Regions from separate parts of the Homo sapiens genome. Here region 2 is linked to region 1. Evidence: read pairs that join two places in POLR2A ChIA-PET (ENCODE). Cell type or tissue: HepG2. All regions are shown on one strand. Links, peaks and the distances in the headings refer to the core of each region. The heading gives the core; the rest is flanking DNA. Region 1 overlaps ECE1 (endothelin converting enzyme 1). Region 2 has its middle 67 kb from the start of ECE1-AS1.

Region 1 (8,331 bases), core at 1-8,000:
ACAGGCCTCAGGAGCCCCATCCTGTGCTGGGGGGAAGGGGTGCTGATAAAGGAGACGCCTTGCTCTGCAGAACAAAAATAATTCCACCACTGCCACCGCTCACAGCATCTACAGCAGGCCCTGTGCTGCTGTCACAACCTCACCCTGGTCCCCTGAGGCGGATATCACCATCCCATTTCAGAGACAAGGAAAATGAGGCCCAGGTGCGTGAAGAAACTGGCCTATCAAGGCAGAGCTAGCGGGTAGCATGCTGGACTTCTAAGCCTTCCTGAGAAAGTGAACTGCTTCCTCTGAGATGGGCATAGGCATGGCTGTGTGTGCATCTTGTCCTGACCATTCCACAGTGGCTGTTATCACACTCCATTTACAAGTAAGAGGTTGGGTAACTCGTCCTAGGTCGCAAAAGTGGCTGTGGCCAGGACTGGAGCCTAAGCCTTTTCTGCTTCCCTGTCCTTTCCTGCAGGTTGGCTCAGAAAACCGGAGGTGAAGCTGAAGCAGCCCAGCTGGCCCTAAGAAGCCCTGGACGCTCCCTCCCATCCTCACATCGTTGAGTCAATGCTATTATTTGAATGTCTGTGTCCCCTCCAAAATTCATGTTGGAACTTAATCCTTAAGGAGCAGTTTTAAGAGATGGGGCCTTTAGGTCATGAGGGCTCTGCTCTATGAATGGATTAGTGTCTTATAAAAGGGCTTGAGGGGGCCAGTTCCCCCCTCTTCAGTCCCATATGCCATGTGAAGACACAGTTCATGGTGCCATCTTGGAAGCAGAGAGCAACCCTTAACAGACACTGAACAAGCCCGTGCCTTGATCTTGGACTTCACAGCGTCCAGAACAGTGAGAAATAAATTTCTGTTGTTTACAAATTATCCAGTGTATTAGTCTGTTTTCCCACTGTTGATACAGACATACCCAAGACTGGGCAATTTACAAAAGAAAGAGGTTTAATGGACTTCCAGTTCCACGTGGCTGGGGAGGCCTCACCATCGTGGTGGAAGGCAAGGAGGAGCAAGTCACGTCTTACATGGGTGGCAACAGGCAAAGAGAGAGAGAGGCTGTGCAGGAGAACTCCCATTTTTAAAACCATAAGATCTTGTGAGACTTATTCACTATCACAAGAACAGCACGGGAAAGAGCCGCCCCCGTGATTCAATGACCTCCCACTGGGTCCTTGCCACAAAATGTGGGAATTGAGGGAGCTACAATTCAGGATGAGATTTGGGTGGGGACACAGCCAAACCATATCATCCAGTCTGTGGTATTTTGTTACAATAGCACAAACAGACTAAGAATCAATCAATCCACGTAACCATTCCCCAAACAGGAAGGCAGCACCCACTCCTGTAGACACCATACTGGATAGAAAGCATTCATGATGCAGATGCTGTCCATAGATGGCTTCCTTCCAATATGCGCAGGAAGATGAAACTCAATTAGACAGCAGGTATTAGGAAAATATGTCAAAATAAAAATACGAGCGATGTCACAGGGTGACATGATTAATTGCCACATCACCGACATGGACACGTTTAACGCTATTGGAATATTGTATGTCTATCTCCCAGGGAGACTGGAAGGCAGACTGCTAGTTTTTTCTTTATGGAATCTGTGTTGCTTGAATTGTCACAATGAGCACGCATTGATTTTTTTGTATGCGTTCATCTTACAGTATAAAATACAGTAAAGCAAACAGGACAGGTGCACACAGTGTACTTGTAGCTCAAGCCTAGAGAGGCCCTTTGGTAGCCACAGAAGACAATGGAGGCAGCAGGTTTGAGAAAAGTCTCGGAGGCTTTGGAGGGGGTGGTGTAGGCTCTCTAGCTGGTAGAATAATCTGAGCTACAAGCACAGTTGGAAAGTCCAAGGCAGGGCCAAGTCTAAGGGCTGAAGGGCCTGGCTGCTTCCTTCCTCTGATGAAGTGAGGCCACCCACTCTCATCTCCCCAAAACCTACAAGGACAGCCCATGCTGGCCACTTGGGGGAGTGGCAGAGTGAGGTGCGAGGCATCTGTGTGTCCTGCAGCTGAGGTCAGCATCCCCAGCTGGCAGACTGCCAGGTCATGCCACAGTGGCACCTGGCCTAGTTCGGCCCACCTGCTACAGAACTGCCTGGATTGCCTCTGAGGAGCCTAGCATGAATTCACCTGGCAGAGAAATGCATGGCTTGCCCAAGGTCACACAAGCAGATGGTAATAACTATCTTGCCGGATCGGCTGACACAATCCACACTGGCACTCTAAATGTCCCTTCTCCCCTCTCCGCCTAGAGGGAAGCCCTCGCCTCAGCAGGTCAGAGTGGCCTGGGCACCTCCGGCTTGTTCCCGTGCCCATCAGCTCTGGCTCCCTTCCGACGCCTGTTGGCTGACCCCTTTGTCTTGGAGACGCTGAACCCAGCCTGGCCTTAAGCCCAAGAATGCACTGGCCCACACTCCTGCATTTTTTTGTCACCCACTCACCTGCCATCTGCCTCTTCAGGAGTTTCCATGTATCAAAGTCCCAGGTATCAAGCCCACAGGTGAGGGGCCATTTCCAGACTAGTTCCGAGGACTGAGCCTTGAGGGAGAGGACCCCAGGATATGTCTTCCGGGGAAGCCCCTAGTCAGTATGACATGGGGGTGACCCCAGCTCCTGTGTTCACTGGACCTGGGCTGGGGCTTGGCTGGCCTGGGCTGAGAACTCTGTGGAGCAGCCGCTGGGGAAAGGAGGCAGGCGAACCACACTTCTCGGCTGCTCTCCCTGCCAGCAGTGCCGACCCAGGGCCTCTCCCTGCTGAATCTGACAGTAGAGTGAGTAGAGAAAGAATACAGGCTTTGAGGTCCCACAGCTCTGGGTCTAATCCCAGCCTCACCATTTCCTAGGAAATACATTTCCTTCATATTCATGAGTCTCATCTGTAAAATGTGCAAATGCAGCCTACTCCATGAGTTTACTATGAGAATTCAATGAAATAATACAAGTGAGATGCTCAGTGTGTCATAGCTGTATTCTGCACCTCCTTCCTGACAACTGGGTCCACATACCAGCGCTTCTCTAATAAATAAGAAATAATGACTTTGTTCTTTGCCCACCCAATTAACCCTTAGAGCATCCCTACTAATGAGCTGAGTTTCAGTTAGTTCCCACTTTATAGGTGATGAGCCGAGGACCTAAAAATCTGGGTGACCTCTCTGCAGTCATACAGCTTGTTTGTAAGAAGTCTGGGTTGGAACTCACCTACCACCACCAAGGAGGGCAGCTGTGCTTTGACGAGCACCTACTAGGTGCCAGGCTAGTATTCCGATGTATTCCAGTGCTCAGCACTTTGAACCATCCCAGGCAAGTCAATACTCACAGTAACTGTATGTGTTAGGAGGCATCATTATCCCTACTGTACAGATAATGAAACTAAGTGGGAGAGAAGCCAGGTCACTTGTCCAAGGCCACACGAGTGATAAGCAGCTAGCACACCAGGACTGCTTGACTTCAGAACTCTGCGGTCTGGCCTCCTGGTATCACCAGACCTTGGCCTCGGGGTCAGGGTTGAATGCATGATTTTGGGTTGTTCCATGGCCCATTGGATGCAGCTCCCCACCCACGGCTTGATTGTCAGGAACAGTGGGGATGGACTCAATCTTGGCTCAGACCTAAGGTTCTCCCAGTGAGAACCAGCCCCAGAACCAGTCAGACCAGAACCCACACAATGCACAAGAGCCCATTCTGGGCCTCACTGGGAAGCTAGAGGGCCTGTCCACTGTCCTGCCCCATCCCCTCTAAATGCTAACTGCTCCCCAGAGAGTGAGCCCCTCACCATTTTGGACTGGTGGTATATCCTTGACAAAGTCACTTAACCTCTGGGAGCCTCAGTTGCTGCATCTATAAAATGGGAACAACAATTCCGAAGTCTGGGGTTGTGAGGATTAAGGAAGCAGTGGCTCTAAAGAGCATGGTACAGTGCACAGCGCACGGCGGACATCCGTGTCTCTCCTTCCTTCAGGCCCTCAGGCTCTGCGCCCCCTGCAGGTTCTTGCAGGCACTGCGGAAAGGGAGCTAATGTCTGTCCCTTGTACCTGAAGGAGGTGGTGTGGGACAGAGGAAAGGGCACAAGACCAGGCATCAAGCAAGTCTCAGCTCTGCCACTCACTAGCCTATCATGAGGACCTCTCCGGATCTCGCTTTCCTCATCTACCAACAGAGTGAGCAACACCTTCCCAGCTTCCACCCTGCAGGATCAAGTGGGATGGTGTCTACAAAACAGCTCTGTAACCTGTCAAATGCTGTGCAAAGGTCAAGGGTGAATAACAGTAGCATCAATACAAACAGCAGCCACCACAACATGCCAAGCCTAGGCATGGTTTAAATACATTTAAATGTATTTCCCATTTAATTTTCAAAATTCAGAGGAGGCATGGTTCCCACTGTACTCATGAGAAAACAAGCCAGGGAGGTGATGTAATTGACCCAAGACCTCATAGTAAGTGGCAGAGTCCAGATTCGAACCCAGGTCCTGGTGAGTCTGAAGCAGAGGAACCGACCCACCTTGTTATACTACCTGGACTATGGGCCCTGCCAAGCCCCCAGCTGTGATGTTAGGCACTGGAGAAGGGTCGTCCTTGAGTTCCAGTCTTGCAATGATAGACATATTTGCCTTTTAAGTGTCTGGTTCTAAAATGAAAAGCTGCATGCCCTTTCAAAGGCACTTTGGTGGCATAAGGCAGGCAGGGGGACATCTCAGACTGGGGCTTTGCTGCTTCGGACATACTGAGCTTCAACCCTACCTCCATACACACCACCCTGCTCATCCTCAGGAAGTTAGGCTGAAGGCAGCTGCTGCTGCTGCTTCAGGAGCTGTCGGAGGCCAGGAGAAAGGGTGGGTGTGTTTTACCTAGCGGCGGCTCTGCTCTGTGGGGCTGGGGCAGGAAAGAAAGGAAAGGTCTCCTTCACCTGGTTTGCCTACTTTCCCTGTAATCTAAAAGACCCAGTTGCCTTAAATTGTTAATTGTCCATTTAGAATCATTTCCTGTCTCTTAAGATTCGTGTCCCTTTAAGAAGATCTGTCCCCTTTTGGGTATCTTCTATTGTACCTGCCTTTGAATATCTTAAAGTTTTTTAAAACAATCAGTATTTGTCGGATCTAGGTTCTGTTGTTGATGGATAAATTGACTGACTTTTCAGAATGCAGCCTCTCCCAGCATTTAGGGTCCCAGGATGGAGCAGGGGACAGCAGCAGAGGGAGACAGCCATGGTCCCAGCTGTGGGAGGGTTAAGGTGGGCAGCTTTATGGTACAGCACAGGTGTCATGATTTCACACTGGGGGAGGAGCCCAGTGGGCAGACGGGAATCCAACAAACATTAACTAAGGATACAGCTGCAAACAAGACAACGTGGAGCTCTAATCTGAGGAAAAACCATCAACACAGGGGTGAACTAGAGGTGCCCAAGGCCTAGTGAAGTGCAAAGAGAACTCTGACCAGAGGGCTTATCGTGCAAGCCCGATCACCGTGAGGCTAAGGATGATTCCCGCCTACACTGAATAACTAATCCTCTGATAAGCTGTTGTTAGAACTTTCATTGGATCACAACCTTAGAATCTGATCTAGTGTGTTCAGTCTCGATCCCTTTTGCTCATAACTTTCAAAACTCACAGTCAATACTAGTCAAAAGCTACGCCAAGCTTGAAGCCACAAAAGTAACGACCACAGCCACCAGTTCTTGTGTACACCCTACATGCCACACACACCATGCTAATGCTTTACACATGTGCTCTCTAGTTCTCAAAACTCTGTACCTTGGGTCTTATTAGTCTCATTTTACAGATGAAGAAACTGAGGTTCAGAGATATGTGACTTACTCAGGATCATACAATGAGTGAGGGCAGACATTCTAACCCAGCTTCACCTACTCCCAAGTCTATGGTCTTCCATTCTGCCAGGCTCCTCTTTTCTTGTTTTTTAGACAAGAGTCTCACTCTGTTGCCCAGGCTGGAGTGCAGTGGCGCGATCTCGGCTCACTGCAACCTCTGCCTCCCAGTTTCAAGCGATTCTCCTGCCTCAGCCTCCCGAGTAGTTGGGACTACAGGCGCACGCCACCATGCCTAGCTAATTTTTGTATTTTTAGTAGAGACAGGGTTTTGCCATGTTGGCCAGGCTGGTCTTGAACTCCTGGCCTCAAGTGATCCACCCACCTTGACCTCTCAAAGTGCTGGGATTACAGGTGTGAGCCACCGTGCCCGGCCCATTCTGCCAAGCTCCTCCTTTAAGCAGGCGCAGCTGGGAAGCTGGCTGGGCCAGCTGACAGCTCCCCGCTGTGGCCCATTTATTGGTCTCCATGCTGGATGCTTACCGAGGAGGTGCTTGATGATTGCTTGGTTGTGTTCCCAGAGGTTGCTGAAGGTCCCCCAGCGTGAGTGGCCATCAGGGACTGGGTTGGCCTTGATCCAGCCCCCACAGGCGTAGCTGAAGAAGTCATGGCAGGGGTCCACTGTGGGGTCCATGGAGCTCAAGATGGAGCTGGTCACTGAGACACAAGCTTCGCTCAGGCACACAGAGGGGGATCCTGGAAGGGTTAAGGACAAGAGGCCAGTGAAGGGCAGGCAGGGAAGAAGCAGGGAGGGCAGAGAAGGGGGCTTGGGGCCCAGGGGCCACATGTCCCACCCTGGCCCTGACCACACAGATTTGGAACTGGACGGTCACTAGACCCCTACAGAGAAATGATTTCCGCTTATAACACAAGACTTCTACTCAGCTGTCTAAAATCCTTCCTGTGGCTAAAAGGTACCCAGAACCCAGGTGTTTCTCTTAATCAACCTTCTCCTCCATAAATATTCATTGACTCTTTATTATTCCTTGATGCTCAACAAATTTATTCATTCACGCATGCATTCATTTATTCAGCAAGATAATGACTACCTTCCAGGTTCTCTGCTGAGTATGGAGTGCGTGTGTGTGCATGTGTGCACCTGCGTGAAAGTGTGTGCCCGTGCGTGTGTGCGTGTGTGTGTGTGTGTGTGTGTGTGTGTGTGTGTGTAGGGTACTGGGGTATTGGGCATAAAAAGGCAGAGTCCTTTAATCCAAGAGCTAACAATTCAGTTGGGGATATACACATAAATCAAAATGGAACAGTAGGAGAAATGTCTGTCCTCCTTTCTACAAAAATAAACTGAACATTTACTATGTGCCAAAAGGGTGATGTAGACAGTATGGATGACAGGACATAGGAAGGAGGAAAGCCTATTAGAAATAGAAGGAGGAAATAGGAAAAATCACTCCTACGTACAAGCAGGAGAGTGAGTGACCTCAGGGAATCCTCAAAAACCCAAAGGCTACGCCAGGTGCCGTGGCTCACGCCTGTAATCCCAGCACTTTGGGAGGCCGACTTAATCACAGCTACTTGGGAGGCAGAGGCAGAAGAATCGTTTGAACCCGGGAGATGGAGGTTACAGTGAGCCAAGATCGAGCCATTGCACTCAATCCTGGGGGATAAGAGCGAGGAGACTGGTTTGCCAGAGGCAAGAGGAAAGGGCCAGAGCCCTGCCTCAAGGTTGGCGGCTGAGCTCTCCCAAAGGACCCAAAGCCTGGGTGGCCTACGCAGAGGCCTGGCCTGAGGCAGCAACATGAAGCTGACTGTGCAGGATCGAGAATCACAGGCCCAGCCCCATCGTCCGTTTACCCAGGCTGTGCTGATGACCAAAGGGACTTTACTGAACGTGGCCGTGTACTGGGCACTTTGCACACATTCAGGATCTCATTTAACTCATTACAAGTCATCAGATGCAGGCATCATGTCCCTAGTTAAAGAGGAAACTGAGGGAGTGAACGGAACAAGGTCGCCCAGCTATGTGGGAGGGCGGAGAGCTGAGAGCTGGGCCCAGGCCTGTCTTGGTCCAGCCATGCCAAGGCTGTGTTTTTCTGCTTTCCTTCCCCACCTCTCTGCCAGTCACACGAGGGGCTGGTGCAGCCTGACTGCTGAGATCCGTTTCCCCACCACACAGGGAGGCAGTGAGGCAGGGTGGGCTTTGGAGGCCACTAGACCTGGGTTCAAATCCAGCTTTCTACGTTTGCCAGTGGGGCTTTGGGCAAGTGACCTCATCGCTCCATGCCTCAGTTTATCCATCTAAAAGTTAGGAAGAAAGGTAGGACCAATTTCACAGATTTCACAGTGATGATGGCCATGGCTGGGCACGGGGGCTCAGCTTCCTCAAGTCTCAGGGTCTGAAGTTTCAGGCCAGTCTTTAGAGAGCAGCAAAGAACGCACGAGCTAGTATGGGCAGTGTTCCCCTCACTCAGGAACATAAGGCCAGTGGGCAGAGGTTCATTTGTGGAATTAGTAACATTTGATGACAAACACATAGTCCTTCAGA
Region 2 (8,331 bases), core at 332-8,331, 90 kb after region 1:
GTCAGACCAGGCTGCCCCTCATCTGGACTGACTCCCCCATCACTTTTCCTTTTAGGTCTCAGTCCAAATGTCACTGTCCGGAAAGGCCTTTCTTGTCGACCCTCTCTAAGGGGACTCTCCTTTTCTTCTCCCTCACTGCACCCACCTCATTTCCTTCATTGTACTTATCAGAATTTCTTTTTTCTTTCTTTCTTTCTTTTTTTTTTTTTTTTTTTTTGAGACGGAGTCTTGCTCTTGTTGCCCAGGCTGGAGTGCAATGGTACAATCTTGGCTCACTGCAACCTCCACCTCCTGGGTTCAAGTGATTCTCCTGCCTCAGCTTCCCGAGTAGCTGGGATTACAGGCACGTGCCACCATGCCTGGCTAATTTTTATTTTTAGTAGAGACTGGGTTTCACCATGTTGGCCAGGCTGGTCTCGAACACCTGACCTCAGGTGATTCACCCACCTCGGCCTCCCAAAGTGCTGGGATTACAGGTGTGAGCCACTACACCCAGCCACTTATCAGAATTCCTAATTCTACACTTAGTTTCTTCGTTACTTGTCTAGCTCTCCAATCAGATTACAAAGCAAATGTAGGGACTGTCCTTTTGTCATGTTGTCATGTCTCTCTCTCTTTGAGAGACAAGGTCTCACTCTGTCACCCAGGCTAGAGTGCAGTGGTGCAATCACAGCTCACTGCAGCCTCAAACTTCTGGGCTCAAGCGATCCTCCTACCTCAGCCTCCTGAGTAACTGGCACCACCACGCCTGGTTATTTTTTTTCTTTTTTTCTTTTTTTTTTTAGACAAGGTCTCGCTCTGTCATCTAGGCTGGAATGCAGTGACATAATTATAACTCAGCCTTGAGCTCCCAGGTCGACCTCACTGCCACCTCAACCTCCCAGACTCAAGTGATCCTCCCACCTCAGCCTTTCACACAGCTGGGACTACAGGTGCGTGCCACCATGCCCAGCTAATTTTTTTTTTCTATTTTTTGTAGAGATGGAGTCTCATTATATTGCCTAGTCTGGTCATGAACTCCTAGGCTCAAGTGATCCACCTGCCTTGGCCTCCAAAAGTGCTGGGATTACAGGCGTGAGCCACCACACCCAGACTTGGCTAATTTTTTAATTTTTAGTAAAGACGAGGACTCAGTGTGCTGCTCAGGCTTGTCTCTGTCTCCTGGCCTCAAGTGATCCTCCCTCCTTGGCCTCCCAAAGTGCTGGGATTATAGGCATGAGCCACTGCACCCGACTCGTTATGTCTCTTTATTGAGGTGTAACCTGCACACCATACCATTCATCCATGTTAAGTGTATAGTTCAATGATTTTTAGTAAATTCACAGAATTGTGCCATCATCACCACAAGCCAGTTTTAGAACACTCGCATTGCCGGCTGGCTCACCCCTGTAATCCCAGCACTTTGGGAGGCTGAGGCAGGCAAATCATGAGGTCAGGAGATCAAGACCATCCTGGCCAACACGGTGAAACCCCGTCTCTACTAAAAAAAAAAAAAAATACAAAAATTTAGCCGGACATGGTGGCGGGCGCCTGCAGTCCTAGCTACTCAGGAGGCTGAGGCAGGAGAATGGGGTGAACCCAGGAGGCGGAGGTTGCAGTGAGCTGAGATCGCGCCACTGCACTCCAACCTGAGTGACAGAGACTCCATCTCAAAAAAAAAAAAAAAAAAAGAACACTCGCATCGCCCCCTAAAGATCCCTCCTAGCCACTTGCAGGTAATCCCTGCTTTTGTCTTCATCCCCAGGCAGACACTGATCTGCTTTCTGTCTCTCTAGTTTTTCCTTTTCTAGAAATTTCACATAAATGGAGCCAGGTGCGGTGGCTCATGCCTGTAATCCCAGCACTTTGGGAGGCCAAGGCAGACAGATCATCCAAGGTTAGGAGTTTGAGACCAGCCTGGCAACATAGTGGGACCCTGTCTCTATAAAAAATTAGCCGGGCCGGGCGTGGTGGCTCACGCCTGTAATCCCAGCACTTTGGGAGGCCGAGGCGGGCGGATCAAGAGGTCAGGAGATCGAGACCGTCCTGGCTAACACGGTGAAACCCCATCTCTACTAAAAATACAAAAAATTAGCCGGGCGTGGTGGCGGGCGCCTGTAGTCCCAGCTACTCAGGAGGCTGAGGCGGGAGAATGGCATTAACCCGGGAGGCGGAGGTTGCAGTGAGCCGAGATCGCGCCACTGCACTCCAGCCTGGGCGACAGTGAGACTCCGTCTAAAAAAAAAAAAAAAAAAAAAAATTGGCTGGGGCAGTGGTGCATGCCTGCAGTTCCAGCTACTTAGGAGGTTGAGGTGAGAGGATTGCTTGAGCCCAGGAGGCCGAGGCTGCAGTGAGCCATGTTTGTACCACTGCACTGGCAATTAGTAAGGGCTGCAGGAGTCCACAGCTCAGAATCTGCTGAGAACAGGAGAAGGGACGGGAGAGGTGAGAGCGTAAGGATAGGCAAGATTTCCGGAGGCAAATGCTTGTCAGGAGGTAAGTGGAGCAGATTTGGGGGAAACAGGCCCTCCTACCCTACAGGTGGAAGGAAGAGTTGGTTCAAGAATTCTCAGGACAGTTGGTCTTAAAAACATATCACTTTTCACCCAGAAGTTCTACTTAGGAATTCCTTTAATTATGGAAATAATTAAAAGTATGCATAAAAGTATAACTACAAAAATTTGCCCTCACAGACTAGATTATGATAGAAAAAAATAGAAACTCATTATGCCTATCATAATAACGTTGAGTAATTTTTGGCAGAATCTCCACAGCCATTAAAATATATTGATGTCATTTATTTATTGAAATGGAAAAATGTGCTGGGCTAGGTGGCACACGCCTGTAATCCTGGCACTTTGGGAGGCCAAGGTGGGCGGATCACTGGAGGTCAGGAGTTCGAGAACAGCCTGGCCAACATGGGGAAACCCTGGCTCTACTAAAAATAGAAAAAAAATAGCCGGGCATTGCATGGGCAACTGTAATCCCAGCTACTTGGGAGGCTGAGGCAGGAGAACCGCTTGAGCCCGAGATGCGGAGATTGCAGTGAGCCGAGATCGCACCACTGCACTCCAGCCCAGCAACAGAGTGGGACTCAGTCTCAAAAAAAAAAAAAAAAAGAAAAAAGAAATGGAAAGTTCATGATTTGTGGTTGAATTAAGCAAAAGGATAATTTTTATATTGCATGTGCCATACAACTTAGCAATTCTATCTTAGGTCTTTATCTCAGAAAAATTTGTATTCTTGTGTTTAATACATATGAAGATTTGTAATCAGGTGCAGTGGCTGAGTTTGAGACCAGCCTGGGCAACATAGTGAGACCCCGTCTCTACCAAAAGTAAATTAGTCAGATGTGATGTTGTGCACTTGTAGATCCAGCTACTCAGGAGTCTGAGACAGGAGGACCAGAGGTTGAAGCTGCAGTGAGCCATATTCGCACCACTGCACTCCAGCCTGGGTGACAGAGCAAGACCCTGTCTCACACACACAAATAAAGACTTGTGCCAGAATGTTGTGTAGCACAGTTTGCAAAAGCAAAAGGAATGAACTAGGATGAATGAATGAACACAGATGAATGTGAACACACCTCTACAACATAATGTCAAACCCAAATACCAACTAGCAAAAGGATATGTGTGGAACCATGCCATTTATTTGAAGCGTAACCATATCAAGTGCATGAATAAGAATGATAAACCCCAAATTTGTGAGAGATTTACTCTGGGGAGGAATACAGCAGAAGGATTGCAAAGGGGCACCCAGGGGGCTTCAACCGTATCTGTTAGTTTTTATTTAAAAAAAAAAAAAAGCTGGACACGGTGGCTCACACCTGTAATCCCAGCACTTTGGGAGGCCGAGGCGGGCAGATCACAAGGTCAGAAGATCGAGACCATCCTGGCTAACAAGGTGAAACTCCGTCTCTACTAAAAATACAAAAAATTAGCCGGGCGTGGTGGCTGATGCCTGTAGTCCCAGGTACTTGGGAGGCTGAGGCAGGAGAATGGCCTGAACCCGGCAGGAGGAACTTGCAGTGAGCTGAGATTGTGCCACTGCACTCCAGCCTGGGCGACAGAGTGAGACTCCATCTCAAAAAAAAAAAAAAAAAAAAAAAAAAACAGCCGAAGCAAATATGCTAAAAATGTTAGGATTTGTCAAAACTTGTTTATGAGTATGAGTGTATGTTATAGTAGTCTCTGGATTTTTGTTTGCTTACAATACTTCATCTGAAAAACAGCTTTCATTGTTTCTTGTTAATATAAACGAATGAACGGAAAAACTGTAATTTAAAGAGTGTATAGCAAGGCCAGGTGCAGTGGCTCACACCTGTAATCCCAGCACTTTGGGAGGGCGAGGCGAGTGGATCACCTGAGGTCAGGAGTTTGAGACCAGCCTGGCCGACATGGTGAAACCCCATCTCTAATAAAAATACAAAAAGTAGCTGGGCATGGTGGCGTGCACCTGTAATCCCAGGTACTTGAGAGGCTGAGACAGGAGAATCGATTGAACCGGGGAGGCAGAGGTTGCAGTGAGCTGAGATTGCACCACTGCACTCCAGCCTGGGTAACAAGAGCAAAATTCCGTCTCAAAAAAAAAATAAATAAAAACAAAGAATATGTATCAAATAATCATGATGATTTCCATGTGATGAGATGACTGATTATATTTGTTTTCCTATTTACGTTTGCATATCTATATTTTCTGATTTTCCTGTGGTGAACATGTCTTACCTGTTCAATGTTTTAAAACCTAAAACAAAAAAGGCATATAGAAAAGCTGTAGAGGGGGCATTCCAGGCCAAGACGACAGCAGAGGCCAAGGCCTGGCTGTGGAGAAGCTGCCAGAACATGGGATATCAGACAGGAGAAGGATGGGAAGAAAAACTGCTGGAAAGGGGAGCTGGGGGCAAGGTGGTAGGTCTTGAGTGCCAGGCCGAGGAGCTGCAACTTGACCTTGAAGGCCATGGGGCCTCAAACTGGGGTCCATGGCCACTGGGGAGCCTCAAGCATACTCCCGGGAATCTGGTTCCAAGATTTTCATAATTTGGGGCCTTCATTTTAGTGATCGTCTCTAAACAGTGAGTACAAGCATATCCTGACTTCTCTGAATGACTCAGCCATAATCCAGAGCCACCAATGTAATTTCAGGGCCTGGATTGGTTTGTGCCTGGGGTCAGGTTGATGCCAGCTGCCCCACTTTGATTGTCTTGGGCAGATGAGGAAAGAAAGGAGCAGGTCTCAGCTTGGCCGGTTTATTCTCCAGCCCCATGAGCTCAGCGCTTGGGCCTGGGAGAATTCCAAGGGCCTGAAAGATGTTCCAATCTTGAAAAAAGAATTGTAATGACTCTACAGTACCAAAATCAATGACCAAAATAACACTTGCATGCACACACACACACACACGCACACCCTGCATGTGAAATCATTTCAGTTGTGAAAGTATAAAATTGAATAGAAATCATTTCAATTGCAAAAGTATACAAATGAATATTTTCATGGCAAAAAAAATTTGATGTGGAATGTGGGTGTGTTTTAATATGCTTGGTAAGGGGAGAAGTGGAGTCTCCAAAGGTAGGGATGCTGGAGGACTATGAAGTTCCTTAAAGCATAGAGGGGTGGATAGAATCCCAGCAAAGAAGGCCAAATGGCGAACTGCTGTGCTCACCCCCTTAGTGGTTCCCCTTCACCCAAACTGGAAAAGAACTGGGCAAATTGAATCAGCATACGCAGCAGTGCAGGAGTGCCAAGGGAAAAACAAAGGCCAGGCAGCAAACAGCACGCTGGCACAGCCTGCAAAACACTCATCATTCAAAGGATGTGATTTTGATTCTGCAAAGTGATGTCATCCAGCACATTCAATGGATGTTGTTTATCTAAATTTGTGGCCATATTTGTATTTAATCTGGTCTTATGGCAGTGTAGAGTCCTGAAGAGTTTGTACCTAGTTTTATGTTTTAAGGAACAGTATAATCAAAATAATTAGAATCAGCACTGTCTGGCCAGAAGAACCTTCATCCTTTTGGAGAGCCTGTTTGTAAATCATTCATTTGGGAAGTGCTGCTAGGGACTGGGGGACTGCTGAGGGGCTGTGGGTGGGGTTGCGGGGGTGGGACATGAACTTGATTGCATGTTCTGGATGACCAGTAGCCAGAGTGAGGCTGGTGTGAGGCTTGAACGCCTGAGGACAGGGATGGGCATCTTATTCAGGCCCTCATAGTGCCAAGGGTAAGACCTCAGATGCCGTAAGAACTTAACAAAGACTGGCCACCACCATGGAATTTCCCATCAGAGCGTCCTGCTTCTCCAGGCTGCGGGCAGAGATGTATCTGTCTTGGTCCTGGTGAATCCAGTGGGTCAACTTGGCACATGGAGGCCTCGATGCATTTTTTTTTTCTTTTGGAGATGGAGTCTCACTCTGTCACCCAGGCTGGAGTGCAGTGGTGCAACCTCGGCTCACTGCAACCTCCACCTCCTGGGTTCAAGTGATTCTTGTGCCTCAGCCTCCCGAGTAGCTGGGACTGCAAGAGTGCACCACCACACCCGGTTAATTTTTTTTTTTTCTGTATTTTAGTAGAGATGGGGTTTCACCATGTTGTCCAGGTTGGTCTCCAACTGCAGAGCTCAGGCAATCCACCCACCTCAGCCTCCCAAAATGCTGGGATTACAGGCGTGAGCCACTGCACCCAGCCCTTCAAGGCATATTTGTAAATAAGAGAGGTCAGAAGGAGGAAGATGCCTCTCTTTCCTGCATTTCTCTCATCCAATCCACCAGCACATCGTTTTGCTCGATCTCCAGAGTGCACCCAGCCCCAGCCCCAGCCCCTCCACCACGGCCTCCAGCATTCTCACCTGGACCGTGTGGATGGCCTTACCAGTCTCCTGGCTCTGCCTCCTCCACACGCAGCAAGAAGGAGATGTTTTTTGTTTTTTTTTTGAGACGGAGTCTCACTCTGTCGCCCAGGCTGGAGTGCAGTGGCACGATCTCGGCTCACTGTAAGCTCTGCCTCCCGAGTTCACACCATTCTGCTGCCTCAGCCTCCCGAGTAGCTGGGACTACAGGCTCCCGCCACCACGCCCGGCTAATTTTTTGTATTTTTTTTTAAGTAGAGATGGGGTTTCACCATGTTAGCCAGGATGGTCTCGATCTCCTGACCTCATGATCCACCCGCCTCGGCCTCCCAAAGTGCTGGGATTATAGGCGTGAGCCACTGCACCTGGCCTCCGTGTCTTTTCATAGTTTGATAGCTCATTTTTTTTTTTTTAGCACTGGAAAACATTCTCTTGTCATTGTCTGGATGTACCACAGTTTCTTTACCCATTTATCTGCTGAAGGACATCTTGGATGCTTCCAAGTTTTGGCAATTGTGAATAAAGCTGCTAGAAGCACCTGTGTGCAGGCTTTTGTGTGGACACAAGTTTTCAGTTCTTTTAGGTAAATACCAGCGACTGCGATTGTTGGATCATACGTTAAGAGTATGTTTGTTTTGTAAGAGACTATCATACTGTATTCCAAAGAGGCTGTACCGTTTCGCATTCCCATCAGCAACGAATGAGCATTCCCGTTGTTTTTCATCCTCCCCAGCATTTGGTGCTATCAGTATTCTTGATTTTGGCCATTCTAATAGGTATATCAGGAAGGAGATTTTTAAAGTGCGAATATTCTGCCCTCAAAATTTTAGTGGCTTTCTGTCAAGCTTAAAATTAAATTCAAATTATATATATATATATATATATATATATATATATATATATATATATATATATTTTTTTTTTTTTTTTTTTTTTTTTTTTTTTTTTTTGAGGCAGAGCCTCACTCTGTTGCCCAGGCTGGAGTGCAGTGGTGCCATCGTGGCTCACTGCAACCTCCACCTCCCATGTTCAAGTGATTCTCTTGCCTCAGCCTCTTGAGTAGCTGGGATTACAGACACCCACCACCATGCCTGGTGAATTTTTGTATTTTTAGTAGAGATGAGGTTTCACCATGTTGGCCAGCTTGATCTCGAACTCCTGACCTCAAGTGATCCACCCACCTCGGCCTCCCAAAGTGCTGGGATTACAGGCATGAGCCACCGTGCCCGGCCTAAATTCAAATTATTTATGGTAGCTTTCAAAGGCCCATGAGATCTACCTCTACCAGCCTCTGCCACATCCTCTCCCCCACTCTGCTCTGTGTTCACTAAGCTCCGGCTGCCTGGATGTTCCTGGAACACAGGAGTCATCGGGTTTCAGGGCCTTTGCCCTTGCTGCTCCTTGTACCTGGGATGCTCTTCCTCCATGGCTCAGCAGGTGGCTCTTCCTGACCTGTGAAGTTTCATCACAATGTCACCTCCCCAGAGGGACCCTTTCCCCTGACCCC

Evidence for each region. Peaks named below come from ENCODE experiments on the same cell type or tissue, not always from the same donor. Only the 100,000 strongest peaks of a DNase experiment are listed, where the experiment ranks them.
Region 2: POLR2A ChIA-PET joins it to region 1 with 8 read pairs; 11 of 35 experiments call an interaction of 5 or more read pairs at or near these places.

The regions. Positions count from the first base shown.
Region 1 is chr1:21,266,385-21,274,715 of GRCh38, forward strand. ECE1 (endothelin converting enzyme 1) reads right to left here. Exons shown (of 19, transcript NM_001397.3): 4 at 6,315-6,527. It overlaps LOC124903872 (a long non-coding RNA gene), which reads left to right. Exons shown (of 3, transcript XR_007065530.1): 3 at 464-867. Among named protein-coding and RNA genes, the nearest start is that of ECE1, 20 kb to the right of the region's middle. RefSeq lists enhancers at 3,852-4,146, 7,702-8,201. In HepG2, for the core only: CTCF peaks have their summits at 2,011 and 4,018 (motif pointing left); DNase peaks (open chromatin) are centred at 3,437, 3,987 and 5,387.
Region 2 is chr1:21,356,521-21,364,851 of GRCh38, forward strand. No RefSeq gene overlaps it. Among named protein-coding and RNA genes, the nearest start is that of ECE1-AS1, 67 kb to the left of the region's middle. RefSeq lists an enhancer at 1-199. In HepG2, for the core only: no CTCF peak of the experiment used is centred there; no DNase peak of the experiment used is centred there.